Linked DNA regions of Homo sapiens: region 1 is linked to region 2. A link is a loop called in an ENCODE intact Hi-C map of the cell type or tissue named here. Cell type or tissue: heart left ventricle. All regions are shown on one strand. Links, peaks and the distances in the headings refer to the core of each region. The heading gives the core; the rest is flanking DNA.

Region 1 (5,000 bases), core at 1-5,000, 360 kb before region 2:
TAACTTTAAAAGTTTACTGTAAGATATTTTAACACATGTGGATGGATGCCTGCTTGCTAGTCAATTTGGAAGCATATTGTCATGAAAGGAAGTTTTAATACCAGAGACACTGAACCTGTTAGCAAAAGATTACGTCAACAAAAACGAAGATTTTAGCTTATGTGTACTTTTGGAATAGAATTGTGCAATCTCTTCTTTACAGCTTCTTTACAGTCTGTTCATATCAAAGGAAGAAAAGCATGGGAAGACCCATATTACATTGAAAAATGTAAATACGATTCCATTGCTTTATTAGCACCAATTTACCTGTGTTAAGGAACAGCCAGGAGTATTAGTACATGAATAGTACGGATATACATGGAGCGCCAGCATTACAAAATCCGCCTGTACAATATTATCACTGGATGAGTAGATGTTTCACAGATCAACTGGCTGGTGCCGTGCTAACATTCAGAAACATCAGAATACTCGGTAATGATGTAAGAACAAGCAACTTGCTAACGCTGATGTAACCAAGTGACAGCATGCAAATATGTAAATATTAATTAGTGGTACTTAATGGAGGTAATGAGTATAAGGGTGGTGAGGATCATCAAGTTATTATGTAATCCCATTGAAGACGACAGAGCCCCGCTGCTGCGCTTCAGTTCCCCTCTAAAACCCCCAAGTAACCCCTACGCAACTTTGCACTTGGTGCAGACACTCCGCTTACTCAGTGTTACAGACTCCCCAGCAAGCAACCCAGGGCAAAGTTTTTGGCAAAATCATTTGCAGAGAACCAATTCACTCTGATTCTCTCACACCACACACACGCACACAGGAAGTTATTAAGTCTCATTGCAGAATGAGGATCAGTTAGTGAAGTCTTTGGGCAAAGAAAAGCCAACTGTCTAAATTACATTTTACTCTTGTCCCTGAGCCCCCACAAGGGGGCAGGGGAAGGAAAGTGCTGTCTGGGGCAGAGAAGGCGAGGAGAAAGAGGGCACGGGTGGTGATGGAGTCCTAGGAGGAAGGCTGGAACCGGCATAGGGACGTCTAACAACAGAGGGGTTAGTTTAGGAGGTTGGAGGAGAAGGAAGGGACCCAGGAATTGGGGGAACTGAAGGCGAAGTGGCGGGCCGTGGCTATTCTCTTTACCTGCTGTACTTCTTGGAGTCCCGGGGCGCAAACAGCCGCTGCATTTCCCTTCATTCCCGACGGGATGACACCACAGTCTTCTCCCCAGACAGCGCGGGCCTCTGCTCCGTCCTTCCTCAGCGACCGCAGCGACGACTCTGCTCCAGGGCGGGGGAGCAGCTTCCCAAGCCGCGGGCGCCCACTTCCCCGCCCGGACTCCGGGCGGTGCTGGCCGGGGCGCGCGGGGAGGCGGGGACCAGGGACCCCCCAGGAACTAGCCTGGGCTGCTGCACCGCTGCCAGGGCCGTCCTGCGCCTAGCCGAGCCCAGGGCGCCGCCGGCTGGACGCCCGTCAACTCCCACTGCGCCCGGCCCCCGAGCGCGCCCGGCTGGATCCGGCGCGCCCCTCCGCCCCAGGCGCCGCCAAGTCCCAGCACTATGCGCCCCTCCAGATGTCCGAAAGCGCCTCTCCAGGGCAGCCTATGTCCCTCTGTGTCCTTCCCGCGACGGGCCGGGCCCACCACTCCACACCTCCCGGGTCCTTCCATGTCCATCACCGTGTGCCTCTCCAGCATCCCCCCTCCCCTCCAAGTTCCAACATAGCACTCCTTCACATATTCCCCGCGTCGCTTCAGAGGTTCCTCCAGCCACTGCCCCGCCCCTCCACTTTTCCAGTTTCTCCAGTTCTATCGAGGCGCGCCCCTCCAGCACGTCCCCACCCCTCCACTCCCTCCCCGCGTCCCTGCACTCCCTCCCCGCACCCCTGCACTCCCACTCCGAGCCCCTCTGTGACCAAACACCGCGCCTTTCCAAGCGCTCCTCCTTCGCGCCGCCCCAAGATTCCCCTCCATACCCTGCACTCCTTCCGCACCCACCCACGCACCCCTGCGCGCCTCCACCCGGCGGCCTCTCCACCCTCAGACTCGCCCCCGCGATCCAGCGCGCGGGGCACTGGGCAGGGACATTTCTCGCTCCCACGCGAGTCCTTCGCTGCAGACGCTGGGTGCCTTCTTTCCAACCCAACTACTCCTGCTGAACGCATCTTGGGCTTGGAGCGCGGGACCACAATCTTTACACTTCTGGCCCTCGTCCTTTACTGTCAGAAAGGGTCAGCACCTGAGGAGATTTAGATAGTCCCTCTGGAGGGAGTGGTTCCATTTGCGAGCCTTTAAAAGTCTTGCCACCCAGCCTGTCCCCCGCAAACCCCTTGGGTTTATCACAGTTTACTCACTCTCGCGCAATGCTAGTTCTCCATCCGCCGCTAGGAGGCACCCCGAAGGGTTTGCTGTGGTGAAAACAATGCTGCATGCAGTTTATGCTGCACTTTAGTTAGCTCTTGGAGGCGAGCTGGGAAATAGTGACTGCTGATCCATGGACAAAGAAGCCGCTTTTTACTATGTTCTATTTTCAAGGCCTGAAGAAGTTCTCTGTAGCACATAGTAGTCTGGAGTTGGTTCCTGCCGGTGGGTTCGTGGTCTCAGGAATAAAGCCGGGACCTTCGCGGTGAGTGTCACAGCGCTTTTAGATGGCACGGACCAAAGAGTTGGCGGTACCAAGGTTTATTGTGAAGACCAAAACAACAAACGTTTCACACTGTGAAAGGAGACTCCAGCCAGCATGGGGGGCAACTTTTATTCCCTTATTGTCTCTCCCTCCCCTGCCCCGCCCCCATGTTGCTTTTCTGTCCTACCAGAGTGCCCTTTTTTCAATCCTCCCCATGATTGGCTACTTTTAGAATCCTACTGATTGATGCGTTTTACAGAGCGCCAATTGGTGTGTTTTACAGAGCGCTGCTTGGTGTGTTTTACAGAGGGCTGATTGGTGTGTTTTACAATCCTCTTGTAAGAGAGGAAAGTTCCTCAAGTCCCCACTTCACCCAGGAAGTCCAGCTGGGCTCACCTCTCAATACAGTTTTCTAATTAGTGCTTGTGTATTTAACTCACTTATTTATTCGTTGACATTCTCCGTACACATGCATCACGGGGGAGCATCTTGGTTTTACCAGCTTTGTGTGAATGGTATGGGTATCTGAAGATGTTTGGTGAGTGTGCTAAGGAGGTAAACTTTCAAATATATTCCCGAAAGGATCATGCTGGTGTATTTTATGATTTTTTACAGTAAAAATCTGGTACCATATTTGGGACCAAGTAGAAACATAAAGATGTTGGACCGTTTTAAAATGTTTTTAATGTAACAGAATGGATAACTGCAAGGCAGAAATGTTTACAACTTCTAGATTACACTTTTTAAAAGCAAACTTTTGCAAAGGTAGAAATTGAAACGAGAAAAGCCAATTTTCCAGAAGTGTCCAGTGCAATACTTCTCTAATTACTTCTCTCTCTTATAGTTGATAGACAGTGATAATCATTTTCTAAAAATATCCCCCTCAAGGAGCAAAGGATAAACAAGATGGATATAGAGATATATTATTAAGGGTATATTAATAATTTCCTACATATTTCACAGGCAGCAAATGACAGATATTGTGAATTATTACTCTAAAAATGTCCGTACTAATCAGTAAAGGCTGCAGTTTAATATTTCTGCCAAAGAATTCAAAAGTTATTAATGTGTTTTAATTGCCAAAACTAATCTGATCTCAGAGCCAGAACTTCTCCTTTGTTGGCTTAGAAATAAATTATTAGCAACAGTTTGTGCTGGTGATGACGATCGCAGTGGGGATCTAGAGAACTTATGAGTCCCGTGATAAAAAGCTAAATATATCCGAAGTGGTGTATGAAAACAACCAGGGGTGTGGGCAAGGGATACCATCTCCAGACTGGACCGAACATCTTACCAGTAATAAGAATTTTGAGCAACTCAATACATGTATGTTTATTTATAAGTTATATGCGTTTATGAATTTATTGTATATTTTCTGTGAATGCCAATATATTGTTTATATTGTAAAACAGAAAGATAAATTTTAAAAGGATATATGAAAGTACATATAAATAAGAAAAGCAAGGAGGCTGAGGCAGGAGAATCGCTTGAACCCGGGAGGTGGAAGTTGCAGTGAGGCGAGATGGTGCAACTGCACTTCAGCCTGCGCAATGGAGGGAGACTCCATCTCAGGGGAAAAAAAAAAAATCAAAGAAAAGCACTGGAATGGTGACATGCAGATCTCTCTGTAGATCCTCTCCCCGATGAAACAACTCTACCTGATCGAACTATTTTTATTTTATTTTGAAATTTATTTTTAGCTGTAATGAACTTTATTTTTTAAAATTCTGATGATGTAATTGTTTTTTTTTTTTTTTTTTTTTGAGACGGAGTCTCACTCTGTCGCCCAGGCTGGAGTGCAGTGGCGCGATCTTGGCTCACTGCAAGCTCTGCCTCCTGGGTTCACGCCATTCTCCTGCCGCAGCCTCTGATGATGTAATTTTTAAATTTCAATAGTTATGTGGATGAATTGTAGAGTGGTGAAGTCAGAGGTTTTAGTGCACCCATCACCGAGCCGTATACATTGTACACAATATGTAGTTTTTTATCCCTTGCCCATTTTCTGGCTTCTGAGTCTCCAATGTCCATTCTACCACTCTGCATGCCTTTGTGCACCCATAGCTTAGCTCCCACTTATGAGTGAGAATATACGGTATTTGCTTTTTCATTCCTGAGTGATTTCACTTAAAATAATGGCCTCCAGCTCCATCCAAGTTGCTGCAAAAGACATTTTATTCTTTTTTGTGGATGAGTAGTATTCCATGGCATATATGTACCACATTTTCTTTATCCACTCATCAGTTGATGGGTACTTATGTTAGTTCCATATCTTTGCAATTGTGAATTGTGCTGCAATAAGCATATGCGTGCAAGTGTCTCTTTGATATGGTGACTTCTTTTCCTTTGGAGTAGATACCTAGTAATGGGATTGCTGGATTGAAT
Region 2 (7,888 bases), core at 1,729-6,728:
TGTGTGTGTCCCTCCACAACAAATGGAATGCCACATGATCACAGCATCTTCAATTATCTTATTCTCATTTATTTATATATTTGTTTATTCTCCATTAATTTTTTTATATTCTTATTCATTTATTCATGTGATGAAATAAAAGTAATTGATAGGAGTCAGCTCTAAGACTTTACTTTGCTTTCAGAATACAAAAAGAAATTTTGAATTTGCCATGTCAATTCTTTTCCCGTCATAGCCTCTGAAAGTCTTGAAGTTAATAGGAGAGGCTATGTAGGTCTACACAATAACATGCTGTGAGACAGTCGAGGGGAGAGAAAGATGAAAGACAGCCATTATTTTCTTTTGCTATATATTCTGTTGCAGTGTCTTCCATTAGCCAAAATCATCCCCAAACAAGAGATCTGGGGAGTGTACATGACGAAATCCACAGAAGATAGTTTTCAACACATAAAGCCTAGAGGGGCAGGGTGGAGAACGGATGTGGATAGGCAGACGGAGAATGCCCCACACAGGACAGCACCCCGTCTACACCCTGGCTAGGAAGGGCACACAGGAGCACTCTCCTGAGTCACATCGATCTCATTTGCATCATTACCTTTTCCTAAATCAACCCCTACAGCCAACCTCCAAGCTTGGGGTGGGCACATTTCCCTGGACATGCAGAGGCTATACTGTAGAAAAGTTAATGCCTGAATAATAAATCAGGGTACTTTTGGAAAGAGAGAGGGATGGATGACAGGTAGTCAAGAACACAAGGTGCCCACCATAGAACTGGGTGCATGAAAGCAAATGATTTTCTTGAATAGAAACATAAATTAGCAACTAATTTACTAGAACACATGCTCTATAAAACTATAGGATTTAAAAGCATGTTAAGACAGAAGGTTAAAAACCCCCCTAATATCTATTCCATGTTTCCTATGTACCTTTAGCATTATGTGTTACATAATTTAATGTCAAGAAGAGCCAGAGAATTGAGATATCTTATCCAAGATCACTCAGCTGGTAAGTGGCAAACCTGGATTTCCATTTCTCAGTTGTTTTTTTTTTTTTTTTTTTTTTTTTTTTTTTTTTTGATATGGAGTTTTGCTCTTGTTGCCCAGGCTGGAGTGCAGTGGCGTGATCTCGGGTCACTGCAACCTCCGCTTCCCTGGTTCAAGCGATTCTCCTGCCTCAGCCTCCCGAATAGGTGGGATTACAGGTGTGTGCCACCAAACCCGGCTAATTTTTTGTATTTTTAGTAGAGATGGGGTTTCACCACGTTGGCTAGGCTGGTCGTGAACTCCTGACCTCAGGTGATCTTGCCTGCCTCAGCCTCCCAAAGTGCTGGGATTACAGACGTGAGCCACAGCGCCCGTCCGTCTTTTTTTCTTTTGAGACGGAGTCTTCCAGTGTCTGACACGGAGTCTCCCTCTGTCGCCAGGCTGGAGTGCAGTGGTGCAATCTCGGCTCACTGCAACCTTCGCCTCCTGGGTTCAAGTGATTCTCCTGCCTCAGCCTCCTGAGTAGCTGGGACTACAGGTGCGTGCCACCATGCCCAGCTAATTTTTGTATTTTTAGTCAAGACGGGATTTCACCATGTTGGCCAGGAAGGTCTTGATCTTCTGACCTCATGATCTGCCTGCCTCGGCTTCTCAAAGTGCTGGGATTACAGTCCTGAGCCACCGTGCCCAGCCTTTATGGTCTTACAGATTGGCAACAGTGTATTAAAAAATTTCCATCATGTCTCTTTATTCCAGAATTTCTCAAAGCTCTTTTTTTTGTTTTTGTTGCTTTGTTTTGAAGGAAAATTTGTATTTTAATTATTTTTATGTACAGAAAACTCGACAGTGTACATTTAACCCAGTTTACTGGCAAGTTCTTTAGCCTTTGCCTTTTTGAGCTTGGCGATACGAGCCACAGACTTGGGACCCAGGACATTGCTGCCTCAGTGACGGCGGATCTCACAGTATCTGTCGTTGTAATTGGTCCTGATGGCTTCCACCAGCTTAGCCAAAGCGCCTTTGTCTTCTGACTTCACTTGTGTGAAGGTGACAGTGGTGTAGGTCTTCCTGTGGACTAGATATTCCAGTCTTGCCTTCCCCTTGATAATGCAGTAAGGGACCCCCATTTTACGACACAGGGCAGGCAAGAAGACAGCCAGCTGGAAGAAAGCATTAGCTGAAGAGTGTATTTTGACTAAAAGCAGTAAATTTCAGAGTTAGCTTGGTAGCAATTGCTCAGGGTTAAAAAGCTCATGGATTTGCACTTCAAAAAGCTCTTAAATAATAATGTTCATTGTGAATCTTTAGGAAGGAGATATGTTAAGTGGGCTTTTCTATACTTTTCTGATCACCAAATCAGTTTTTTTTCTGTGGAAAACGCCCTGATCTCTTCCTGGAGTAGTGCTCTGGAGAGCAGTTTTTGAGACAGTCGTTTAAATGAATCTGGAGAGAACTTTATCCCTTACCTTTCTCATTTAATCACCACCAGAAGCCAATAAGGAAGGCTCATATATATTGATAATATGGCCACAGGTTTAACCCAAATTAAAGTTTCCTGAAGCACAAATATTCCATTTAACTGAACATCAGAGACATATAATTTTAGAGCTATAGTGACAGATGCCCCCTTCCCCGTGATAGCATGTCTTCTGTTATTTTAAATCATAAAATTTGCATTTCTTTCATATAAACTATTGACATTTTCTTGTGTCCCTTTCACAATTTTGCTCCCCCTACCAGAAACAAAACCCAAATACAGAAGCTTTACATTGTTAAAGGAATGTCTATGAGGAAAATAATCAATAGATTATTGGATTATTTCTTTAGAGCCAGTACAGGAAGAGCTGTAATAAGGAGTATTTTCTACACATTTTAATTTGAAGTCATAGCTTTCAAAACTAGCAGTGAATTATTTTGTATGTCTTGAGGGGTAGCTTATATTTATCATATGAGACTGTATTTTTTACATATCATAAAACGTTATTCAGGTAATGCCTTCTGATTAAGCTTGATAAGCACACTGGTAATACCATACTTGACCAAACACAAAGTTTGATCATACAGACACAATTTTGTATTGTCAGGCACTTCAGAAAATGGAGTATGAAGCATATATCACACAATGGAAACACTGGTGCCTATTTTATCTAATTATGATCATTCAAAGGATGAAGAAACTCTAGTATGTTTACTCCTTTGGGGAGTCTGAGCATACAAGCTTTATTTTAGAAACATCATCAGGGTTATAAAAGAGAACATAATTGCACAGTCCAATTTCACTCACACAGACATTGTTCATGTTTTGTATCACTGAAGCAGTATTTTCTGGCTAGTGCATTCTGAAGATGTTGGTGTAAAATAATAGACAATTAGATCTGAAGGTACCCTTAGATATTATTTACTGAGTCGCAGATGAGGAAAGGGGAAAGATAGGCATAAATGTGTATTCAGTAAAAGAATGGCATAATTCTGAAACAATATTCAAAGACACATCAGCAATTCTCAAGATTCATAAATAGGATGAACCTAGACTTTTACACTAAACCTAACTTAAAGTAACAAAACCCACAAATTATTAGCACAAACATCTCATGAGAATCAGCAAATAGATGGCATATGAACTTACCTATGTAAAACATAATTAACATTGAATCACCAGAATCAATTTTTAGCAAAACTGTTTAAAAATTTTTATGTTAGGATGTTTAAAAACACAATTTTAAAATGTTTTCATAATTGATTTTTAAATTCAGAAATAGAATGAAAGAATTTTCCAAATTTGGCTTAAATTATCGTCGCTATTATTTGTCACCCCTGAAATGAGGGATTAATGAAAAAGTGACATATAAAGATTAAGGCAGTACCATGGTGCTCTCTGGTGGCAACATCTTTGTATCTGCTTGAAAAAACAGAAAAAAGACCAGCTAACTTCCAGAGGTAAGACATGCTATAAATAATGATTTTAAAAGACTCTTTCATTCAACAGTATTTGCCTGTAATTTGGTTGTATTTCGTTAAGCATAACCTCATTATTAGAGTCCAGCATACATGTATAAACTGAGAATGTATGGGAAATCCAGTTCTATCTTGGAATTAGAGCTAGACTTCTGTCCATACTTCTGTGCCCTATGACGTGTGTAAATATTAGGAGGCAGGGCATCCATGGGCAGAAGCTGAGGAAGTGAAACCATTGGGAACTAAAATGCGGAAGCTGGGGCTACGGCCATTCCTGAATTTGGTCATCATCTGGGAGGGAAATGGTGTGTGCGTGGCTGGTTACTCAATGAGGAACACATCTAGGAAAAGCATGAGAACATTGGACAGATGATTGCAAAGCAATCCTAGCTCCACAGCCCCCATGCCCAACCATACAAATTTTAAGCTCATAAAAGAATTTCAGGAGCTCAAACAACTCAATAGCAAAAACACAACTTGATCAAAAAAGGGGCAAAGGACATGAACAGACATTTCTCAAAAGAAGACACACAAATAGCCAACAGATATATGAAAAAATGCCCATCGTGAATCATCAGGCAGCTGCAGATAAAACCCACTGTGAGATATTAACTCACACCTCATACTTGTTAGATTGGCTATTGTCAAAAAGACAAAACATAGCAAGTGTTGCCAAGTATATGGAGAAAAGAACCAAAGTACACTGTCAGTGGGAATTTAAATTAGTACAGTCATTATGGAAAACAGTGTGGCAGTTCCTCAAAAAATTAAAAATAGAACCACCATATGATCCAGCAATCTCACTGCTGGGTATATATCCAAAGAAATTGAAATTAGTATGTCAAAGAAATATTTGTACTGCCATGTTCATAGCACAATAGCCAAGATAGGAAAAAAAGTGTCCATTATTGGATGAATGGGTAAAGAAAATGTGGTACACACAATGCAATGGTATTCAGACTTTAAAAAGAAGGTAATTTTGTCATTTGCAACAACATGAATGAAACTGGAAACCATTATGGTAAGTGAAATAAGCCAGCCAAAGACAGACAGATACCACATGGTCTCATTTATATGTGGAATCTAAAACCGTTGAACTCATAGAATCAGAGTAGAATGGTGATTACCAGGGGCTGGAGTAGGGGAGGTTGTGGATGGGGAAAAAAGAGATGTCAGCCAAATGATATAAAGTTTAAGTTGAACAGGAAGGTTAAGTTTCAGTGATGTATTGCACATCCTGGTGACTATAGTTAATAATAATGTTTGCATATTTCAAAATTGCTTAAAGAGAAGATGTTTTAATAATTTCAACTTTTATTTTAGATTCAGGGGTACATGTGCAGGTTTGTTATATGGGCATATTGTGTGATATTAAGGTTTGGGGTATTATTGATCCTGTCACCCAGGTAGTGAGCATAGTACCCAACAGTTAATTATTCAACTCTTCCCCTCTTTTGCCTCCTCCACCAGCAGCAGCCTCCAGTGTCCATTGCTGAACACTTTACATCTGCCAGTACCAAATGTTTAGCTTCCACCTCTAAGTAAGAACGTGTGGTACTTGCTTTTCTGTTCCTACCTTAATCAGCTTAGGATAGTGCCCTCCAGCTGCATCTATGTTGCTGCAAAAAACATGATTTCATTCTTTTTTGTGGCTGTGTAGTATTCCATGGTGTATTTGTACCACATTTTCTTTATTAAATCCACCCTCGATGGACACCTAGGTTGATTCCATGATTTTGCTATTGTGAATAGTGCTGCAATGAACATGTCTGTGATGAACATATGAGAGCCTGTGTCTTTTGGGTAGAACAATTTATTTTCTTTTGGATATATACCCAGTAGTGGGAATCCTGGATTGAATGGTAGCTCTGTTTTAAGTTCTTTGAGAAATCTAAAAGAATAGATTTTAAATGTTCTTACTACAAAAAAAAAAGTAGATGAAGTGTTAATTAGCTTGACAATCATTTCACAGTCTATATTTGTATCTACTTATCTATCTCTTTATCTATCCCTTAAACATCTTGTTCCTCATGTCACCCTACTCCATTCTGTTTGCAATGTGATCATCCCTTTGTGTGGTGGATCTATACTGTATATGCTACCTGCCCGTTGCTGTACAGGAAAAAACATACGGCACGAAGGCTTCAGTGCTACCACAGGTAGCATTCAGGTGTTCATGGTGGTATCCATGTCAAATAAAAGGGAACCGAACCATTTTGCATTCCCACCAGCAATGAATGAGAGTTCCTGTTGTTCCACACCTTCACCAGCATTTGGTGTTGTCAGTATTTTGGATTTTAGTTATTGTAGTATGTGTGTTGTGGTATCTCATTGTTGTGTTAATTTACAATTCCCTAATAACACATGATGTTGAGCATCTTTTCATGGGTTTATGCCTGTTTGCCATCAGTCTATCTTCTTTGGGGAGGTGTCTGTTCAGATCTTTTTCCCATTGCACTTACTTTTTTAGTCACCTTTTCTTGGACATTCTTCTCTTTTGATGAAAATTGTGTTTGTCGAGATTGACCTTCCTGTTTCCCAGAATCTTGCTTACTTTCAGTTTTGAAATTTGTGTAATTTTTCTCGGTGTGATTTTGTTCTTTCTGGAATACATCCTTCAGAAGTTCATTTCATGACATGTCCTCATGACATTTTTTGCAGTTTGTCTGAAAACTATTTATTTCTCTGTTGTTCTTCAATGAGAGTTTAACTGAATACAAATCTCTGGATTTATAGCAGTTCCTTTTAGAACTTGGAAGATGTTATTCTGGTATTTTCTAGCTTATCGTTTTTAGTAGCCATTTTTATAGGTAATTTGGAGTTTAATTTTTGAGGGGAGGGATTTTACAGTTCTAAAATTCGTCTGAAATGGGAGATGTTTGAACATTTATTTCTCTTGGTATTTGTTTTGTTTTTGAAGCTGAGGATTCATTTATTCCATTTAATTTGGAAAACTCTTAGTCATTATATCTTGAAATATTGCTGTACTCCTGTTTCTCAGTTCTTTTATATTAAAGGTTCTGTAAACCATATCCTGGACCTTATTTTGTACTTCATGTGTCTTAACCTCTCCTCCATGTTTTCCATCTCTATCTATGCTGTGCATTACGGTTAGTTTCTTCTACATGTTGTTCAGCTCCTTGTTTCGATCTTCAACAGTGTCTAATTAAGATGCCCACTGTTTACCGAGTTTTAAATTTCAATGGTGATATATTTTACATTGAGATGTTAATTTTGTTTCTTTATAAAATTCTTTATAAAATTTTGCTAATTTTTAATAGCATTTTTCCTTTTCATTTTCCAATTCCAGGTTTTAATCCTTAAATATCTCCTTCTTGAAGTTCAAACAAAAATGTAAACCTCTCACACTGCAACTCCATTGCACTTTCTGTGTATTAAACTTCTCTCTGTTCATTATTGTTGAATCAATTTATGCCCAACAAAATAGGGGCTATAATGTGTTTGTCTCAAAAATAATAACTCAAATACTAATAAAAGCAAGATTCTCCCTGATGCTGGTCATTGATTCTTTCCACAAACATTTGTAGAGATCTACTACATGCCTGGCAGTAAGCTGTGTGAGAATATGAAGTAACCAAGCTCCTTATCCTTAAAGAGCTTAGAGTTAACAAAGGGGAAGTTGTAGAAGTAAAGGCAATAATAAACCAGTTGTGTCAGGAGAATATAGATCTGGCTTTCTTGTTAATTGACTAGCCAAGATAATTATCCCAGATGTATAGTGTTTGTAATATTTTATATATACAAATAAAGGGCTACGAGAACAGAAACCTACATATTTATACTTGCTCAACTGTGGCAGGCATAATGAAAGTGGCTCGTCTCACACCCAGTACAAAGCATATTTCAAAATATGTTGAGCCTAGCAAAGATATAGAGCAAAAACTCCATTTATCGTCTGGGGAGGGGGGAAATCCTGTTTAAATGTTTTT

What was found. Hi-C counts contacts between places; a loop is a spot of excess contacts. Peaks named below come from ENCODE experiments on the same cell type or tissue, not always from the same donor. Only the 100,000 strongest peaks of a DNase experiment are listed, where the experiment ranks them.
Region 1: it touches region 2 in a loop (2.5-fold over the local background); 4 of 110 quality-filtered maps call a loop at or near these places.

The regions. Positions count from the first base shown.
Region 1 is chr13:23,156,784-23,161,783 of GRCh38, reverse strand. LOC124903134 (a long non-coding RNA gene) reads left to right here and starts at 2,108. Exons shown (of 2, transcript XR_007063719.1): 1 at 2,108-2,618. It also overlaps a transcript of SGCG not described here. In heart left ventricle, for the core only: a CTCF peak has its summit at 2,351 (motif pointing right); DNase peaks (open chromatin) are centred at 1,201 and 2,351; H3K4me3 peaks cover 1,502 bases; H3K27me3 peaks cover 755 bases.
Region 2 is chr13:22,797,551-22,805,438 of GRCh38, reverse strand. It overlaps the pseudogene LOC124903254 and the pseudogene RPL7AP73. Among named protein-coding and RNA genes, the nearest start is that of LINC00621, 110 kb to the left of the region's middle. In heart left ventricle, for the core only: a CTCF peak has its summit at 3,862 (motif pointing left); no DNase peak of the experiment used is centred there.